4 separate regions of the Homo sapiens genome follow, and all the other regions are linked to region 2. The links are chromatin contacts, found by Hi-C or POLR2A ChIA-PET in ENCODE. All regions are on one chromosome and are shown on one strand. The core of a region is the stretch at or near the end of the contact, and the rest is flanking DNA. Distances in the headings are between cores, read along the strand shown.

Evidence for each region. A loop is a pair of places that touch in the nucleus more often than their neighbours do. ChIA-PET counts read pairs that join two places held with the same protein, here RNA polymerase II (POLR2A). Pooled maps may share reads with other maps.
Region 1: a pooled map shows a loop between it and region 2 (10-fold over the local background). The contact joins the promoter of LINC00921 here to the promoter of SRRM2-AS1 in region 2. A Hi-C loop is called at or near these places in 5 of 50 pooled maps.
Region 3: a loop to region 2 is called in a pooled map, with 6 times the contacts of the local background. The contact joins the promoter of ZSCAN10 here to the promoter of SRRM2-AS1 in region 2. A Hi-C loop is called at or near these places in 6 of 50 pooled maps. POLR2A ChIA-PET finds 5 or more read pairs at or near these places in 2 of 52 experiments (WTC11 and activated naive CD4-positive, alpha-beta T cell).
Region 4: a loop to region 2 is called in a pooled map, with 4 times the contacts of the local background. The contact joins the promoter of MMP25-AS1 here to the promoter of SRRM2-AS1 in region 2. A Hi-C loop is called at or near these places in 1 of 50 pooled maps. POLR2A ChIA-PET finds 5 or more read pairs at or near these places in 2 of 52 experiments (Caco-2 and activated T-cell).

What each region holds. Positions count from the first base shown.
Region 1 is chr16:3,262,150-3,265,344 of GRCh38, reverse strand. It overlaps LINC00921 (long intergenic non-protein coding RNA 921), which reads right to left and starts at 1,577. Exons shown (of 2, transcript NR_033904.1): 1 at 1-1,577. RefSeq lists enhancers at 597-666, 817-916, 1,357-1,516 and a silencer at 1,157-1,336.
Region 2 is chr16:2,751,197-2,754,735 of GRCh38, reverse strand. It overlaps SRRM2-AS1 (SRRM2 antisense RNA 1), which reads left to right and starts at 2,136. Exons shown (of 6, transcript NR_027275.1): 1 at 2,136-2,294. It overlaps SRRM2 (serine/arginine repetitive matrix 2), which reads right to left and starts at 2,098. Exons shown (of 15, transcript NM_016333.4): 1 at 1,890-2,098. RefSeq lists enhancers at 690-1,532, 1,533-2,375, 2,257-2,546, 2,607-2,776, 2,376-3,218 and silencers at 1,687-1,746, 1,767-2,076.
Region 3 is chr16:3,097,350-3,100,685 of GRCh38, reverse strand. It overlaps ZSCAN10 (zinc finger and SCAN domain containing 10), which reads left to right and starts at 1,392. Exons shown (of 6, transcript NM_032805.3): 1 at 1,392-1,496. RefSeq lists a silencer at 370-429 and an enhancer at 590-639.
Region 4 is chr16:3,057,382-3,060,619 of GRCh38, reverse strand. It overlaps MMP25-AS1 (MMP25 antisense RNA 1), which reads left to right and starts at 1,250. Exons shown (of 5, transcript NR_123723.1): 1 at 1,250-1,624; 2 at 1,918-2,080. MMP25 (matrix metallopeptidase 25) reads right to left here. Exons shown (of 10, transcript NM_022468.5): 6 at 3,226-3,238; 7 at 3,007-3,089; 8 at 2,287-2,439; 9 at 1,951-2,208; 10 at 1-1,793. The coding sequence ends at 1,522. It overlaps LOC124900372 (sialidase-like), which reads left to right and starts at 1,250. Exons shown (of 3, transcript XM_047435000.1): 1 at 1,250-1,624. RefSeq lists an enhancer at 107-1,012 and silencers at 1,051-1,520, 1,981-2,030, 2,171-2,300, 2,331-2,380.

The DNA.
Region 1 (3,195 bases), core at 328-2,827, 510 kb before region 2:
CCTGTAATCCCAGCTACTCGGAAGGCTGAGGCAGGAGACTGGCGTGAACTCGCGAGGCGGAGCTTGCAGTGAGCGGAGATGGCGCCACTGCACTCCAGCCTGGACGACAGAGCGAGACTCCGTCTCAAAAAAGAAGAAAGAAACCAGATGCATGTGCCTTCTTTGAGCCAAACCATTACCTCTCTGGCTCACAGCATGTTACTAGATTTGTTCAAAAGGAAAAAACAGAAGTTTCAGCAACCGTACTCTAGGGTTCTGAGGGGGCAGAGTTTGAGAATCCTTGCTCTAGCCCGCCTCTGCTGATTATAAGGGAGAAAACGGCAGTGCTGCTGTTAGGCTGATGTATCTGTTCCTTTCACAGCTTTGGTCATAACTGGTAATTACCATTTACTTGTTCTCAGCCTCCTTGGAACAGCGATCTTGCCTGACACGTGCACCCTCGCACGTGGCACAGTAAGTGGGACACATTAGGCACTCGGAAAATATTTGCTGTAAACATGAAAGAAGGGCGACAGGCTAATAAAGTGTGGAAGGGTTTTGGGGTCAGCACAGCCCCGGGACGTCCCATCCCCGTGGGCCGCGGGCCGCCCGGAATACGACGACTCCACTTGCCGGCGCTGCTCCCGGGATACCAGCGACAACAGCGGCTCAGTCCCGGCAAACGGCGCGTGGCCCCTCCGGCGAAAAGCAGCTATAGGCTGTTGCGGCTGCCAATCAGACCAACAGAGCCGCGACTCGGAGACCTCTGGGAGACGTGGGCCCCCGCTAATCCGCCCTCCAATTGGCTCGCGTGCTCCCGGGGCGCTCTGGGAGATGTGTTTCTGGGAGTGTTCCGCGCATGTGCATGCGTGAGGGCGGGGCGTCGGGGTCGGGCTGGAGTGTCTGTCGCGCCTTATGTGGGCCCCTCGGCAGAAGACGCACTTTCGGCAGAAGCCGCACTTTTGGCAGAAGCCGCCCTGGGTCCTTTCCCTCCCGCAGGCAGGCCGGGACCCCGGCGGGAATTGCGTGCAGGTCGGGTCTCGCTTGACCCCAGCGCCTCCCCGCGTCCGGGCACACTGCGGACAGTTCCTTTTTATTCTCTACCGCTACTTCCTCTTTATCTTCTGCCGCTCTTTCCACACGTCTCCTCCCCCAGGCCGCTTCCCTTTGGGGCGCCGGGCCAGGGAGGGGCTGCCGGACCGGAGACCCCGGACTCGCGCCGGTCTCCGCTCGGGCGTGGGGTCCGTGGGGCGTCGGCGGGAGGGGTCCTGGAGGAGACGGCTGTGCCGGGGCGGGACCCCCTGTCCTCTTAACAGACGCGCCCCTGACAGTCGTGCCAGTCGCCGCCCTGGGCTTTGGGGACGTCCGAGGACGCAGCTGGCGGTTCCTCCCGCGGTTCCCGGCACTGTTACTTCCCCGAATTCCCAGAACAACCCATTTGATAGGAAATGGAAACTGAGAAAAATCGAGTAATTTACTCACGTCACACGGCCACCAGATATTTGAATCTCGTATTTCCCACCACTTCGTGGCTTCCAGGCTCATAAACAAGAAGTTGCAAAACAGGGTGAGGCGTGGGAATGACAGCAGCACGGGGCGGGGAGTGGAAGGGCGGAGCACCTTAGAGGGCAGGATTCAGCAAACGGAACCTCAAAGGAAACAGTGTCAGTGCTGCTGCTTAGTTGGTAAGAAAACAAAGGGCCGGGCGCGGTGGCTCACGCCTGTAATCCCACCACTTTGGGAGGCCGAGGCGGTCGGATCGCGAGGTCAGGAGTTCGAGACCAGCCTGACCAATATGGTGAAACCCTGTCTCTACTAAAAAATACAAAAATTAGCCGGGCGTGGTGGCGCGCGCCTGTAGTCCCAGCTACTCAGGAGGCTGAGGCAGGAGAATCGCTTGAACCCCGGAGGCACATGTAGTGAGCTAAGATCGCGCCACTGCACTCCAGCATGGGCGACAGAGTGAGACTGCGTCTCAAAAAACAAACAAACAAAAAAAGGGAGTAGCTGCCTTCCAGACACAGTTTTGTTATTTTTCTGCCCCTTTCACTAGCCTGTCAGCCCTTTGGTGGCCGGGGATTGCGTGTCCAAAGCCTGGCTGCTAGTCAGGTTCCTATAAATATTGGTAGGACAGAGCGTATTAAAGTTTTTATTTTAAGATTTTTAAGCACAAGAAAGTTGAGAGAGTAACATGAATACTCACGTACTCTCCACCTAGATTTAATAATCAGAAAAAATTATGTGTGTAGGCCTTTATTTTTTACAAACCCTCTTGTTTAACGTTACCGCCTTCCAAATGAAGCTCATTGGTGAGTGGTGTGGGGATCTATTCAGAGCCCCATGACTGCAGCCCTTCAGCAGGGTTAAGGCCACCTGCCACACCCCACTTTGGGAAGCTGGCTTCCTCTCCTCTCCCTCCGTTTCCAAGCTGCTCAGGAGGTGCCCTCAGAAAGATCAGTTACAATTAGTGTTATCTGCGTAGGGGACTGGGCAGCAGATCTCATTGATCTGGGCTGGGATCGGCAGGTGGGTTGGTCCAAGTTGAGAGGGAGATCCTGCAGAAGCTCTTAGCTGCTGCAGGATTCAACACTAACTCCTTAAGGTAGCAACAAGGGCCCTTTGTAAAATCTGGCCAGAAACAGGTATCTTAGATGCATCTTCACACCCGCCAGTATCCAGTCTACCCTTATCATGTCAGCCCTGCTTTCAGAATCACCCAGAATCTGACCCTTCTGCCTCCACAGTGGTTCAGGGCCCTGCAGTCGCTTTCCTGCATTGTGACAATAGATTGCTTTCTCCTCTCTGTTTCCACCTTTCTCATCTCTTGTCTCTTATGGAAGCCAGAGTGTTCTCTTTTCTTTTCTTTCTTTTTTTGAAACAGTCTCACTCTTTCACCCAGGCCAGAGTACAGTGGTGCGATCACAGGTCACTGCAACCTCCGCCTCCCAGGTTCAGGTGATTCACCTCAGCCTCCAGAGTAGCTGGGACTACGCGCACATCACCACCACACTCAGCAAATTTTTGTATTTTCAGTAGAGACGGGCTTTCACCATGTTGGCCAGGCTTATCTCGAACTTCTGACCTCAGGTGATCCACCTTCCTTGGCTTCCCAAAGTGCTGGATTATATGTGTGAGCCACCGCGCCCGGCCCAGAATGTTTCTTTTAAAGCGTAACTCCAATTATGTCACTGCTCTGCTCAAACTTTCCAGTGTCCC
Region 2 (3,539 bases), core at 887-3,386:
TCTTCGCCTCTCCCCTACCCCACTTAATTTCTGCTTCCCCTGCAGCATGTTTTTGACCTGCACTTAATTCTTCAGCTTAACCATTCACCCACACTTCCATACCACCTCACACAAAAATCCCCCCACTCCTTAAGAAAGGAAAACCAGGCCGGGTACGGTGGCTCACGCCTGTAACACCTGCACTTTGGGAGGCCGAGGTGGGCGGATCACCAGATCAGGAGATTGACACCAGCCTGGCCAACACGGTGAAACTCCATCTCTACCAAAAATACAAAAATTAGCTGGGCGGCGGCGATTGCCTGTAATCTCAGCAACTCCAGAGGCTGAAGCAGGAGAATCGCTTGAACCCGGGAGGCGGAAGGTTGCAGTGAGCCGAGATCGCGCCACTGCACTCCGGCCTGCCAACAGAGCTAGACTCCGTCTCGGAAAAAAAAAAAAAAGAAAAACCAGTAGGTGCTAAGCAAAGGATATTAGGTCACAATGTTTCGGAGAACTTTTAGGGAATGAGCCACCTAGTCCACCCCACAAAAAAAGACGACGACCCCACGGCATCTAAGGGGTGTGTTAAGACACAGAAAGTAGGAAGATCAACACCACACACAAATCACCAAACCAAACGATATTACAAAACTCTTAAAGTGGGGGCCATAGACAGTGGATATGCAAAAGTTACCCAAGTTAAAAGCAGAAAGTAAAAAGTACAAAGGAAGACAAAAACACCCTTTTCTGTTGGGAAATTATCCGAGTGGTAAGCTAACAATGAAGTAGAAAGATATATTTGAATTCAACAGTAAAATATGCAAAAAAGAAAACGGTACCAAAAGGGGAGAAAAAGGGGAGACAAGGGTTGTCGAAAAAAATGGACATCAGCAAGCACAGCCAGCTCAGCACCGGGGCGCTCCAGAGCGGCTGAGTGGACACAAAGAACCCAGAAAGCTAAAATAGTAGCTTTAGAAGAGCCCTAAGCCCACGCACTTAGGATGAAAGACAACACAACACTCTGAAATTCTGATCCAGATTCGTCCTAACTGAAGCCGAGTGGAAACCAAGCTTCAGAAGAGCTGTGTGCCAAAGAACGCCTGAAACCAACCAGAAAACTTATATATGAGTCTGGCGTTTTCTTCCCAACGAAGGTCTCCAAAAGCCTCCTTAGTTTGAACACGAATTCTCGGGAGACGTTGAAAAAGTGTAAAAAGGGAACGCACGGTCTACCTTACAAATGTAAACTGAACACGTTCACTTTCTTCACAGTTTTTAAGATTTGGGGTTTCTCCCCGCCACTAACAACTCAAAGGCTGATAGCCGGGAATCCTAAACCATTTAAATCCGGCCCACGAAGTTCAAGGCCCTCCCCGCAGCGCCGGGGGCCTATTTTCGGCCTTGCGGAATGGGGGAGGGGGCTGCGCGGCGTCCCGCAGTCTGGGAGGCCCCCGACACGGGCAGCCCAACGCCGAAGAGAAGCCCGAGGAAAGGAGATCTGGAACCGGGGGCAAGGGTCCAGGAGCAAGCCCCCCGCCGCCGCCCCTTCCCCGCCACTTAAGGGCCGAAAACGGCAGCTGCAGGAAGGCCACCTCGGCGGCACATGTTGGGGGGAGGAGTGAAGCCGAGGCGCGCGCCCTCCCCCCTCACCAAGGGCGCTCGCGAACCCGAGTACAGGCGGCTGCGAACGCCGTTGTCATGGGGGAGGGGCGGGGGGGGGTGAAGCCCGCGCGCGACAGGAACGGCGGGAAGGGGGAAGGGAGGCGAGGGCGTCCGCGCCAGCGAAGGGCGTCGAGCGCGCGTGCGCGCGGAGGAGCTCGGCGGCCTGGGCAGTTCTCCGCGCGCTTTGGCCTCGCGCCGGGGCCGCCGCCCCTCCCCCACCCGGCTCGCTGGCTCCCTCACCCTCTCACCCGCCGCCTCCGCCCGCCGCCTCCGAGGGGGAGAGGTCTTGCCGCCGCCGCTGCTCGAGCTCCCGAGTCCCTCGGGCCTGGGGCCGCCGCCTCGCCTCGCCGGTCCGCCCGCCTCAGCCGACGCCGACGCCTCCTCGCTTCCTCAGGGGCCGCAACGGGCTCCAACTGCGCCACTCGCACCCCGCCTGGGCCGCGCTGCACGTCAGCACGACTAACTGCGTGCGTCAGCACGCAAACGCGCGTCGCGGGGCCTGCCGGGAACTGGAGTGCGCCCCGCGGCCTTTTGCGCAGGCGCCGAAGCCACACCGCGAAGTACCGTTTTTTCAGGCACAAGGAAGGTTTCACCCCGTTGCCGAAAGACTAAGCGTCCCGTTGGCCAGTGCAACGAAGAACGGAGGAAGCGACGTAAGACACCGCGTATTCGTAGGCCTTCCGCTGCGGGGAGGAGCACAGGGCCTAGCGGCAGCAAAGCGACGCCCGAGCGCGTCTCGTCTCCCGCTGTCGATGCAGAGCATTCTGGGAGTTGTGGTTCGGGCGTGTCGCGGAGCCCGGATGTAATTTCGGCTCGGGGCGTGGCGGCCATTTTGTCTCCCCATGTTGGGAGACGATATCCCAGCCGCGGTGGTGCTGCCGCTTTCGTGTGACTTTGGGTTTCCCGAGCGAGCCCGCAGCTGCACAGCAGTCCGCCTTCCCGTACCCGAGAGAAGCCGCCTCAGACCCCAGCCAGCGGGCACCCCCGGAGGCCCCGAGCCTGGCTGCAGGCCCTAGACCTGCACCAGGGGCCCAACCAGTTACCCGTAGCATGGGCCACGTTCTCCCGCTGTAGACCGGGCTGAGGCCCGACGGCCACCCCTGGGGGAGGAGTTTTCTTAGCTTCCGGTAGGGCAGCCAGGCCGGGGTCCCACCAGACCCAGGACGTGATACCGGTGAAGCGGCACATACAGGAACAAGGCAGGAGGAAAATAATAAGCACCTTAAAGTTTCCACTTTTCGGTACCGTACTTCCTGTTAATGTTTCTAAGCCCGTGATTCTGGGCCTGATAATCAGCCAGCCGTCCTCACAGCAGAGTTGTAAGACGCTGGGCTGCTCAAGCACAAGTTCATATCTAGACCCACCGCTGGCGAGCAGCCCTGGACGTCCCGCTTAGCTGTCCTAACCAACTCAGGTGGCCTTGATCCGCAACAGGACGCGGTACCACGTAATGAACTGTCCATTTGAGTGCAAGGATTTATATTTGTTATTACGATTTGGGGGTGTTTTTAAGAGGCAGGGTTTTGCCCAGGCTGTTCTCGAATTTGGGGCTCAAGCGATCCTCCGACCTCAGCCTCCCAAGTAGCTGGGACTACCCGTGCATGACACCCTATCTGGCCCTTGTTTTTTGTTGTTGTTGTTGTTCTTTCTTTTTTCACGTGGTTTCGCACTTGTCACCCAGGCTGGAGTGCAATGGTGTGTTGTCGGCTCACTGCAACCTGTCTCTCAGGTTGAAGTGATTCTCGTGTCTCAGTCTTCCGAGTAGCTGGGATTACAGGCGTGTGCCACCACGCCTGGCTAATTTTTGTATTTTTAGTAAAGACGGGGCTTCACTATATTGGTCAGGCTGGTCTCGATTTCCTGACCTCAGGTGATCTGCCCACCTCAGCCTCCCAAAG
Region 3 (3,336 bases), core at 143-2,642, 350 kb before region 2:
GGAAAATTACAATTTTAAAAGAAACAAAAATTTTTAGTAGAGATGGGGTTTCACCATGTTGTCCAGGCTAGTCTTGAACTCCTGACCTCAGGTGATTAAAGAGGCTGAGTGCGGTGGCTCATGCCTGTAATCCCAGCACTTTGGGAGGCCAAGGCAGGTGGATCACCTGAGTTCAGGAGTTCAAGACTAGCCTGGCCAAAATGATGAAACCCCATCTCTACAAAAAAAAAAAAAAAAAAAAAAATGAACCGGGCATGATGAGACAGGCCCCACGCCTCTCGCTTCCGAGACTGTAATGGCTGCCTGGTCCCGCCAAGGCCACACCCGCTCCGGCGCTACAGCACCCCGCCCCGCCCCGGACACGCCCCCTCCGTCCCTACAGAACCCCGCCCCGCCCCTTGGCCTTCAGGCCCACTTCCCTGGGGGCGGGGTTTTCTGGCCCCGCCCCTGAACAAACTATGGAGTGGGAGGAGCCCGCGACTGGGAGAGCGAGGCGCGGGACGCGGGGAATGCAGAGCAGACCAAGGAGAAAGACCGTCGTACGAAGGGAGCACTAGACAACTGAAGTAGGAACAGGATGAGCTCAGGTGTTAAGTGCAGGAAAACAAAGACCCGTCAGATGAGCCAGTCAGGAGGGTCCTGGCCCCAACGGACCGAGGGGTCTAGGCCGGGGGAACGGCCAACACCTGAGAGGTGGTCCTGGCTCCCCGGGGGCTCAGAACGCTCAGGAAGGCACCAGCTGCAGCCAAGGGCACAACCCAAGAAGGCACCTTAAGCACAGGGATGGAATTAGTTTGGGGCCAAACGCTGTTGGTTAGGTCACTTCCCTCCCGGGGAGCCCTTGCTTCGTCATCGGTAAAGTTGGGACAAAAGCCACCTGGCAGGACTTGGGAGGACTTTAGGTGACCGTGTAGATGGAGCAAACTCTGCCCCATCACATCCTCCTCTTCCATTTTTTCCTAGCACCGTCGCTGCTCCTTTGCCCTAGAATGTAAGCCCCTGAGAGCAGGGCCTCATTCCTTCAGTTTCTCTCTGTGTCCTTAGCCCCTGCTTTGTAACAGTGCCTGGCACACAGGAGGCCATTGCAAAGAGTAGTCACGTGAATGAAAAGCCTAGCAAAGAAGCCAGCACACTGTGGGCATTTAAAAATGGCAGCTCTTAGCCCAAAGGAAAGACGGGCAGACCTGCAAGGGGCACCAGGCCAGTCTTGATTTGGGAGGTGGTTACACTCTCACACAGGCTGGGATTGAAATCTGGATTTCTCACTTTGTCTTCATGTCACTGGCCCCGCCCTCTTCCCATCCCGCTCCCAAACTGGGAGCTTAAGGGTTAACTCTAGGAAGCCCCTCATCACCTGGATGGGATGGGACTGGGGCAAGGAACTTCCTGTTCCATTTTCCCAGAGCCCTTCCCCAGGCTGGCGGAGGCTGGCTTTGGCCCTGGAGTCCTCAGAAAACCCCCCAGCATCTCTGCCTGTGTAGTGGGGACTCCGAGTGGTGAGTTGGAGGGAGGTCGGGGTGCAGGCTGCCAGGACGGGTGCTAGGAGCTCGCAGCAGCTTGGAGAGAGCAGGGGAGGCTCCAGGCCTTGGTGCTGGGGTGGGGGCTGGAAGAGTCTTGGGAGGATGTAGAGGGTCTGCTGGGGAGCCTCGTGCCAGCCAGCTTGGTGGACCTGTCGCGATGGGGGCGTTGGGGACGAGGGAGATCGCAGAACTTCCTGTGACATTGAAGAAGGCTGGCTTCACGTGCTCCCAGGTGGACTGATGGGCCTTGTCCACTCAGCCCAGCACGCGGAGGGAGGCCCCTCCAACAAACAACAAATCAGGCAGCTGCCAACTGTGTCCAGGGAGAAAGGGAGTGTTCCCGGCTGAGGACCCCACCTTTGCCGCCTTCCCCAACTCTGGGCTCTCAGGTGACCTGGGTGGGTCTCGTGGCAGCACCTCCACCCCGGGCTCCAAATTAAGCTGCTCAAATGTTGGATGGTGGCTGTAGAGCCTCTGCCTGCCTCCCTACCCAGCCCACCCCCAACAGAGGTGCATATTAACAGAGCTTTTGTCCTGGAGATCTGGGGGGAGGGAGAGATTCTCTGAAGCCAACTTGTCTCGAATTCCACCTCTTTGAAACCTTTTGGAGAGATCTCACCTGGAGATTCCGGCCTCCCTGTGTGGCTTGCCCTGAGAGCTGAAATTTGGAATCTTCATTTTTTTTCTGTTTCATGCTGTGATATTTCGGCTAAGGCTAGGAAAATGGCACAGAGCAGGATGGAGATCAGTTCCTTTTCTGTTTCAGAGCTTTGGCACTGTGTTCTAGACCTACACTCTCAGCCTAAAGCAAACCTTGGCTCCACCTGGTGTGACCCTGAGCATGTCACCAAGTGCAAAGCTTGGTCTTTGCACTTGGCAAAGGGAGAAGTGATTGTTTCGTGCGTGGGCTGGACTGGGATGAAATGAGCTTAATCGCCAGACACTCAGTACCTGCCCGCTGCTCCTGCACGGCAATGGATGAGCAGTGATTAGTTTTCTTGTTATTTTGTGCATGCTACTAAAAACCAGTGAAACGTAATCCCATTTTCTTCCCCCTCCCCCACTCTTTTTTTTTCTTTTCTTTTCTTTTCTTTCTTTCTTTCTTTTTTTTTTTTTTTTTTTTGAGACAGGGTCTTCGCCTTTTATCCAGGCTGGTGTGCAGTGGCGCGAACATGGCTCACTGCAGCTTTGACCCCCCAGGTTCAAGCAATCCTTCTGCCTTGGCCACCCAAAATGCTGGGATTATAAGCATGAGCCACCGCATCCGGCCTCACAACACCATTTTTCTGATCATTTATCACAGACTTTTTCTGTCCTAGACGTTGTTACATGCTTTCCTTCGAGATGGCCAGAATCACTGCCATTCCCTAATTTCTGCTAACAGACACTGAAGCAACTTCAAGTGCTGGATGAACACTCATTGAACTAGACACAGCTCCTACTCCCAGGCCAGGCAGAGAAATACGCTCATCTGTGATTGAGGCACTCCATCGCCCTAGTGGGGAGAGATGGGGTGGGAGGATGGGGGCTGCCTGGAGTGGATGCCAGAGGGCAGGAAAGCGTAGTTCCGGCTCGGGGGTGGTTACACTCTCACACATGCAGGGGTTGAAATCTGGATTTCTCACTTTGTCTTCGCTTATCTGGCCCCACCCTGTCCCCATCCACCTCCCAAACTGGGAGCTTGAGGGTTAACGCTAGGAAGCCCCTCAACACCTGGATGGGATGGGACTGGGGCAGGGAACTTCCCGTTCCATTTTGTCAGAGTCCTTCCCCAGGTGGCTGAGGTTGGGAGATGCAGGGGAGCCGGGGTAGGGGT
Region 4 (3,238 bases), core at 1-2,500, 310 kb before region 2:
TTCCTGGCAGCCCAGAATTCCCAGGTAACTGACCAAAGTCTCCTGCCTTCTGTCCTCATGCTGATCTGTTTGTATGAGCAACTGGGGCAACCCCTCGCATGGTTGCTGGGACAGCCGCCCACAGCCTCAGCTCCAGGAAGCACTAGGGGGTCACTGAGGCTGGACAGCAACTTAGGAAGTGGCCCCTAAGTGACTCTACCCATGGGGTTCAGGCCATCGGTGTGGCCTGAACATATTGGTCCTGGGGTGGAGGAACACTGCAGAGCCACAGAAATGCCACGAAACAGCCAGCTACTGCCCCCCACAATCCCCGCGACTAGTTAAAATGCAGATTCCTGACCCCACCCTGAGTGAGGATTCAGGGTGAGTGTGGGATCTGCAAACTTAAATTTCCCAGTGATTCTGATGTGGGATAGTCTAGAAGAATAGTTCCAGAGGCAATCATTTAGATCCTAAAACTGTGGGGAGTGGGGACAGGGTGAACGAGGTGCCCCCAGGTTCCACCCACCCCTCACTCTAGAGCTAAGGCCTCCCAGGAGGGAGTGCTGAGGAGGCAATGACCAGGCCTGAGCCAGGGTTCGGTCCCTGTCTTTCCACCAGCGTTGAGTTGATGGGAGTCAAGCTGTTCTCTCCAGGGTGCAAGCAGGGAAGGGGTTCTTGGGGATAGAAGGGTTCCCCATTGAATGGAAGGCAGTTCTGGGCCCAGGGAGGTGCCCAAGTTGGGTGGCCTGGGGAGGAGGAGGTGGGTGGCGGGGGAGCAACGGAAAAGGTTAACAGCCTGGAGAGCAAGGGTCGTCCCTCCAGCCACTGATTCCACCACCCAGGACGTGGCGCATGGGTCCTCAGGGGTGATATCTGGGCTGGTTCCGGGTCTGGGTCCCAGGTCCCCACCAGTGTGGCAGTGACTGTAGGGGGGCCTTGTGGGAGCAGAACGGGGTGAGAAACTGCGGGTGGGAGAGGGGCAAGGCACAGCTTCGCAGTCAGGCCTGTCCTCTAACGACCCAGGAATGCCAGACGCAGTGGCCAGGCGGGGCGGGGCTGCGGAGAGTCCCAGGACTGCGCTCCGAGAAAAGCTGGCTCTTCCTGGAAAAGGAAGGTCCTGCGGGGCCAGCGCGCGACCGGGGCTGCCGTCCCTCCGGGTGAGGCCGCGGGCCCGCCCCTTGTCCTCCCCGCCCCTCCCCGGGCTCGGGAGGCGGGGTCCGACCGCCCCCTGGCGGCAGCCGGGAGGGAACGACGGGGGCGACGACCGACGCATGGTCCCAGCGCGCGTGCGCCCCTGAAGGCGGGTTCCGGTGGCAGCGCCGGGGTCTCAGACCCTGAGGAGACTGAGCCCAGCGCCAGGCGACCGGTCCCCGCCGCCGCCGCCCCTGCGCGGGAGATCCCCCCTGCTTAGTCCGCGCCCGAGCCCCCGTCCGTGGGAACAGACAAGGGGCCTCCGCAGCGCCTCACAACCCCCGACCAGGTCCAGCGGCGGGGGACTCGGCCGTGGAGGGCGCTGTTCGGTCTGGATGGCTCCCCCCATCAGCGGGAGGCTACACCCCCCACCAGCAGGGGCAAGAGGAGCAGCGGGATGGGAGCAGGCCAACGTCCTGCGGCCTGGTTGAGCTCGCACTGACAATCGCAGGTTTCGGACACGGGGGTCGCTTTGGGGGGCCTGGGGGCGCGGGGACCAGAGCTCGGGGCGGGGCAGTCCAGCCAGTTGGGCCCCATGGGCTGGGGGGCGTCCGGCTCGGTCTTGATGCTGTTCTTGGGGAAGCGCCAGTAGTGGGCGCCCTTGAAGAAGTAGGTGTCACCTGGAGGAGCAGAGCTTGAGTCCCGGTCCCTCCCCGCCCCGCCGCTCCCTGATGCCCAAGGACCCCCATCCCCGCAGGGTGGCCTCCATGTCCCCATTCCCCACATCCCTCTCCCCACCCCCAGGCCCAGTAACCCGCAGGTCACCGCGCTCCCCACCTGCGTTGCTGACGGTGACATCGTCAGGGGAGGGGGGCGCGCCTTCCCAGAGGCTCAGGTCGCGAGGGTAGCCGGGGTCCGGGCGCGCCGCCGCCTCGTCGTAGCGCCAGTACTGCCGGCCGCGGACCAGGTAGGTCTTCCCGTTCTGTGGCCACGAGAACACGGCGTCCACCTCCTCTCCCGGGGGCAGCCCCAGCTCCGTGAGCGGCCGCGCCCCGCCCTCCAGCTGCCGGTCCTGGAACACCCAGAACTGGGGCCCTGCAGGGTGGAGGCCGGGAGGTCAGGGGTGGGCTCCCCGCGCCGGCCCCAGCGCGCCCCGCCGCCGGCCCCACTCACCGCTAAAGAGGAGGATTCGGCCGTCTCGGTGCCGAGCATAGGCGGCCTGCACCACCCTCACCTGGGCGGGCAGCCCCTCCCAGAAGCGGTGCAGCCGTGCGGGTCGCGGGGACACCAGCTGTCCGGAGGGCTGGAGGCGCCAGAACCAGGGGCCTGCAGGGGACAAAGGGGTTCGCAGGAAGGCATGAGACAGCAGGAGGTCTCCTCCCCCAGGGTGTGTGGCTGGGTGGGGAGGGGTCCCATCTGGAAATCAAGGGCGCAATGGATCTAGGGTGACCAGCCCATCCTGGCCCGCCTGAGACTTTTCCCTTTTTAGCGCTAAAAGTGCCAGGGCCTTGCCTGGTGGCTCAGACCTGTAATGCCAGCACATTGGGAGGCTGACACCGGAGAATCACCTGAGCCAGGAGATTGAGCCCAGCCTGGGCAATATAGTGAGACTCCATCTCTACAAAATAATAAAATAAATTACTAGCAAGGCGTGGTGGCATGTGCCTGTGGTCCCAGCTACCAGGGAGGCTGAGGTGGGAGGATCGCTTGAGCCCAGTATTTTGAGGCTGCAGTGAGCCATGATCACACCACTGCACTGCGGCCCAGGCAACAAAGCAAGACCCTGTCTCAAAGAAGAAAAAAGTTCCGCTTCCAGGGTAAGCCCACAGCCCCAGTGGGTCACTGGAAGTGGGCAGGAAACCAACATATATGAGGCCAAGTGAAATGACTCACCTTTGAAGAAGAAAGTTTCCCCTCGGATGTTGGCGATGGCGTCAAAATTGCCCTCACATCGATCAGGGATGGGGAAGGATGGGCTGGGGAGGAAAGGAGAGGTGAGTAGAGAGGGGGGTTTGTTTTCTCCAAGGCAGGGACCCCCACCATCCCCATCTCAGAGGACACTGAGGCTGGGCAGCTGGTCACCCAAGGTCTCCGAGTTGGTGGGGGACTCACCTGTGTGTGGGCG